Regions from separate parts of the Homo sapiens genome. Here region 1 is linked to region 2. The links are chromatin loops, found by intact Hi-C in ENCODE. Cell type or tissue: PC-3. All regions are shown on one strand. Each heading gives the region's core, and the rest is flanking DNA. Links, peaks and the distances in the headings are about the cores only. Region 1 overlaps ZMYND11 (zinc finger MYND-type containing 11). Region 2 has its middle 110 kb from the start of DIP2C.

Evidence for each region. Peaks named below come from ENCODE experiments on the same cell type or tissue, not always from the same donor. Only the 100,000 strongest peaks of a DNase experiment are listed, where the experiment ranks them.
Region 1: it touches region 2 in a loop (18-fold over the local background); 4 of 110 quality-filtered maps call a loop at or near these places.

What each region holds. Positions count from the first base shown.
Region 1 is chr10:238,034-240,955 of GRCh38, forward strand. It overlaps ZMYND11 (zinc finger MYND-type containing 11), which reads left to right. Exons shown (of 15, transcript NM_001370100.5): 7 at 1,405-1,492; 8 at 2,023-2,078; 9 at 2,860-2,922. Among named protein-coding and RNA genes, the nearest start is that of ZMYND11, 100 kb to the left of the region's middle. In PC-3, for the core only: a CTCF peak has its summit at 1,239; a DNase peak (open chromatin) is centred at 1,288; H3K27ac peaks cover 771 bases.
Region 2 is chr10:793,575-796,496 of GRCh38, forward strand. No RefSeq gene overlaps it. Among named protein-coding and RNA genes, the nearest start is that of DIP2C, 110 kb to the left of the region's middle. In PC-3, for the core only: a CTCF peak has its summit at 1,202; no DNase peak of the experiment used is centred there.

The DNA of each region.
Region 1 (2,922 bases), core at 211-2,710, 560 kb before region 2:
CCTCTCAGAAAAAAAAGTAAAGCATAGAACTGATCTGCCGTCTTGGGAAACAATAAAATGAACAAAAAAAATTATGATTAGAAAAGTTAATTATTCTTAAAGGTCTTAATTTTACCAACTATAGCTGAGGATTGTTAGTTTGTTCACGTCCAGTAACAAATTGCAACAACATCCAGTAGAACACGTAGACATATTTGCAGTCAGGGTTACTGAATTACTGATTTTGCACCTCATGTGTCATGTTGGAAATTTAAAATCTTAACGCTTGGTCATTATAGCCTATAGGGAGACCACAGGAATAATTTTAAATCATCTTACAAGTTTCTTTTCTTTTTTTTTTTGAGACGGAGTCTCACTCTGTCGCCCAGGCTGGAGTGCAGTGGTGTGATCTTGGCTCACTGCAAGCTCTGCCTCCCGGGTTCACGCCATTCTCCTGCCTCAGCCTCCCGAGTAGCTGGGACTACAGGCGCCCGACACCACGCCCACCTAATTTTTTGTATTTTTAGTAGAGACGGGGTTTCACCGTTTTAGCCAGGATGGTCTCGATCTCCTGACCTCGTGATCTGCCCGCCTCGGCCTCCCAAAGTGCTGGGATTACAGGCGTGAGCCACCGCGCCCGGCCACAAGTTTCTTTAGTACCCAAGAAAGACTGTGGCTGTATTATTTCAATATAAGATAAGGGTAAATGAAGGTTTTTCCCTTAAAGTAACTGGTAAATCCTGGAACAAAACCAAGTAGTTTTAATTTTACCTCCTACCCCCAGCCATAGCCCCTTCTAAACTGTAAGACCTCTACAGAATATGTAAGAACCCAGACGCCCCTTCTTCCCCACTGCCTTTACTCATGCAGGTTCCTTCCTGTTGAAATCCTCTAAGATTTGTCACAGACAGGGACACCTGAGATGTTATTTTAAAATTATTTATAAACCAATTCCTAGCCCCAATTCAGAACTATAAATATATCTTAGTAGTTATGGTAAACTGTCACAGAGGCTAACAGTTCTGTTTTCAATCTCGATCCTCCTGTGTTGTAAAGAATGACAGGTGTGTGCTTAGGGTCTCACCGCCCACACTGGCCCAAGCATTCGTGCACTACCAAGCTTAGCAGCAGCTTTCTACATTATTGTCAAATGAGATGTTCAAGCCATTAAAGTTCACTCTGATAAATTAATGTAGTGTCTTTGTGGCTGCGGGATATCTGACCTGCCATGCTTCATTATACTATATTATTAAAACCGCAGGTGGCGTTGTTGGCTTCTTTTACACACATTCTCTGTCAATACTGTGGGATGGCAGTAGTCATCCTGATGTCATCCTAGAAAAGACTGCTTGTCCTGTGAACTTAGTCCAGACAAGTATTTTTACTGGTAACTCTTTTCGTCATTCTGTTTTTTGCCCTCTGCAGAAAGTGAATGAAGGGAAATACCGAAGTTATGAAGAGTTCAAAGCTGATGCCCAATTGCTTCTCCACAATACCGTGATTTTCTATGGAGGTTGAATATTTTTGTTTTTTTTGTATGCATTTTTAAACACACCATTTACATTCCATGTTGAACACTATCTTTTATAAAACATTACTTTCAAAGAATTAATACCTTAATGATCTACAAGTTTAGAGTATAAGGTTAGGAATATCTGGTGATATAGATTATAGAATGGACTGGCCAAAAACAAAATCATAGTATACTAAATGATGAAAACACAATTACTCTTTACAGTTTTATATGTATTTGTTTTAGCTGAGAGGTTTTTAATAAGCACTATGATTAATTCTGATCATTTCCCCACTAGTACCACATCATCCAAAGGTAAGGTCATTCTCTATACCCTGAGAATTAGTGGTTGTATTGGATGGAAAACAAAAGCTGCCTGTGTAATTTTATTTTGCTATCGTTATTTTAAATGGACATTTTGGTTTGAAATGGTAGATGTCTACTTTTGCAAACTGAAAGAAAAGGATAGTAACTTTGAGTCTTGTATTTGCAGACTATTGCTTATAGGTAATATCTATTTTTAATTACAGCAGACAGTGAGCAAGCTGACATTGCGAGGATGCTATATAAAGACACATGTCATGAGGTACTATTCATTGCCCAATAGTTATACTCTTTCTATAACTGAAATTAATTTATTTCAGGATTCCACTCTTATCTACATTTTAGTTGTGCCATTTCCTTTAAATGTCTTTTATTGCCGGGCGTGGGGGCTCACGCCTGTAATCCCAGCACTTTGGGAGGCCAAGTTGGGCGGATCACGAGATCAAGAGATCGAGACCATCCTGGCCAACATGGTGAAACCCTGTCTCTACTAAAAATACAAAAATTAGCTGGGTGTGGTGGTGTACGCCTGTAGTCCCAGCTACTCGGGAGGCTGAGGCAGGAGAATCGCTTGAACGTGGAAGGTGGAGGTTGCAGTGAGCCAAGATTGCGCCACTGCACCCCAGCCTGGTGACAAAATGAGATTCTGTCTCAAAACAAAACAAAAAAAGGTCTTTTATTTTCATGTTTGACATACATGAGGCAAAGGTAAGGACTGCTGTGATTGGCAGCAGATATTGTTACCTTCCTGAGGAATATTCAGTCTGAAGTGCTAACCAGTGAGGTCCGGGCAGGGCCCAGTCAGACCAGCCTCAGCTTCTGTTCCAACTGTGGCCTGAGACCAGCGACATGGTTCTAAGAGGACAGTGACAGGGTCTTCCAGTACCATTTATTGAAAACTTTAAAATTTAGGCTTAAAAGATTAAGAAACAAAATTCAACACTATTTATATACGTGAATGTTAATTTACATGGATACATTTTATATAGTTTAATGTGTATGTATATTTTATGTAGGCTAAAGTAGTTTCTTTTCTTTTTCAGCTGGATGAACTGCAGCTTTGCAAGAATTGCTTTTACTTGTCAAATGCTCGTCCTGACAACTGG
Region 2 (2,922 bases), core at 169-2,668:
ACCAAACACTGAAATTAAGTGAAACAGTGACATTAAGACCTAAATAGAGAATCAGAGGACCTAATACCGTCAAGATGTCCGTCCTACCCAATGTCGGTCCTACGCAATGTCGGTCCTAGGCAATGTCGGTCCTACGCAATGTCAGTCCTACCCAATGTTGGACCTACGCAATGTCGGTCCTACCCAATGTCGGTCCTACGCAATGTCGGTCCTAGGCAATGTCGGTCCTACGCAATGTCAGTCCTACCCAATGTCGGTCCTACGCAATGTCGGTCCTACCCAATGTCGGTCCTACCCAATGTCGGTCCTACGCAATGTCGGTCCTACCCAATGTCGGTCCTACGCAATGTCGGTCCTAGGCAATGTCGGTCCTACGCAATGTCGGTCCTACCCAATGTCGGTCCTACGCAATGTCGGTCCTAGGCAATGTCGGTCCTACGCAATGTCAGTCCTACCCAATGTTGGACCTACGCAATGTCGGTCCTACCCAATGTCGGTCCTACGCAATGTCGGTCCTAGGCAATGTCGGTCCTACGCAATGTCAGTCCTACCCAATGTCGGTCCTACGCAATGTCGGTCCTACCCAATGTCGGTCCTACCCAATGTCGGTCCTACGCAATGTCGGTCCTACCCAATGTCGGTCCTACGCAATGTCGGTCCTACGCAATGTCGGTCCTACCCAATGTCGGTCCTACGCAATGTCAGTCCTACCCAATGTCGGTCCTACCCAATATCAGTCCTACCCAGTGGGTGTATAGATTCCCTGCAATCCCGATCAGAACCCCGGCAGGAAACGACAAGCTGCCACTAAAGCTTACATGGAAATACAAAAGACCTAGAATAGCCAAAATTACCTTGAAAATTAAGAACACAGTTAGGCTTGGGGCCGAGAAGGTTTCCCAGCTCCACACCTGGGCCCACCTCTGTGTACCTAGTGGCCGCCCCCTGGGTTCTCCCTTGGTGCTGGTGATTGTGCTGGCCAACGGAGGACCTGGTGGTGGACCCGTCCAGTCTAGCCCTGCACCCCTACAACCCCCTCCTCCCCACCCCACCTCTGGGCTGAGCAGGGAGCTCAGACCTCTGTGCACTCCAAGTATCAGCCCATTGCCTAAGGCAACAGAAAGCTTCTCCCAGTAAACAAAGATCCAGGATATACCCAGCCCCAGTGGCCACAGCCACTCCTACCCATACACACCATCTACTGGCTTGTGGGTCAAACTGCACACCCCGATATAAAACCTGCCGACAGAAGTGCATAAGGCTCTAGAGGCAAAGCCAAAAGACCCCACCTAGTACTCACAACAGTCACAGCCCCCTACCAGGGGGTGGGGGAGGGATTAAAAGATAATATTACGGAGAAAGAAGAGAAAAATCCTACCTGCAAGAAAATAATTACAAAAATTAGAAGTGCCAGCATCTCCAGATGAGCCAGCAGAAGAATTTTGGTGCCATGAAAAATGTGAACGTAGGGACACCTCCAGAGGATCCCAGTAGCTCTCCAGCAATGGTCCCTGACCAAAACAGAAACTCAGAAATGACAGGTAAGATATGTAGGCATGGATTTCAAGGTAAGGGAGGAGACCCTCATATTGTCTTATGCTCAATTTCTGCCTCCAAAGAAAAAAGTAAAAACTAAAAGGCAGAAATGAAATCCACAAGAAGACAGCCCGGTGCCATGCCCTGGGCCTGGTAGTTAAAAATCAACCCCTGACTTAACTGCTTGTGTTATCTATAGATTTCAGACATTGTATGGAAAAGCATCGTGAAAATCCCTGTCCTGTTCTGTTCCATTCTGATTACTGGTGCATGCAGGCCCCAGTCACATACCCACTGCTTGCTCAATCAATCACGACCCTCTCACACAGACCCCTTTAGAACTGTAAGCCCTTAAAAGGGACAGGAATTGCTCACTCAGGGAGCTTGGTTTTTTGAGAATAAGACTGCTGACACTCCCGGCCAAATAAAGCCCTTTCTTTCCTAAACTCGGTGTTTCGAGGGGTTTTGTCTGCAGCTCTTCCTGCTACAAAGGGAGCTCGACAAGATGCAAAACGGAGTTGAAAATTAGCACACAGAAACTTCTAAAGCCACCCAGGAAATGAAGGAAGAAATCTTAACAATAAATCAATCAGAGCTTCTGGAATTGAAACACTCATGGAATTTCAAAATACAATTGAAACTTTACCAATAGACTGGGCCAAACAGAATAAAGAATTTCAGAGCCTGAAGACCAGTCTTTTGAACTAACCCAGACAGACAAAAATATAGAAAAAAAATTTTTAATGAACAAAATCTTCAAGAAACACAGAATTACTTAAAGTGACCAAACCTACACATTATTGGCATTCCTGAGAAGGGAGAAAAAGTAAACAACCTGGAAAATGTAATTGAGGGAATAGCTCAAGAAAATTTCCCTAATCTTGCTAGAGAGGTAGACATCCAGATAGAAGAAATCCAGGGAACATCTCTGATGTGGTTTGGCTCTGTCCCCACCCATATCTCTTCTTGAATGGCAGCTCCCATATCCCCACGTGTTGTGGGAGTGACCTGCTGGGAGATAACTGAATCACGGGGGTGGGTTTTCCCATGCTGTTCTCATGATAGTGAGTAAGTCTCAAGAGATCTGATGGATTTATAAAGGGCAGTTCCCCTGCACAAGCTCACTTGTCTGCCGCCATGTAAAGCGTGCTGTTGCTCCTCCTTTGCCTTCCGGCATGATTGTGAGGCCTCCCCAACCATGTAGAACTCTAAGTCCATTAAACCTCCTTTCCTCTATAAATTAACCAGTCACAGGTATGTCTTAATTAACAGTGTGAGAACAGACTAATACAGTAAATTGGTACCGGAAGTGGGGTGCTGCTGTAAAGAACCCAAATATGTGAAAGCAACTTTGGGACTGGGTAACAAGCAGAGGTTGGAACAGTT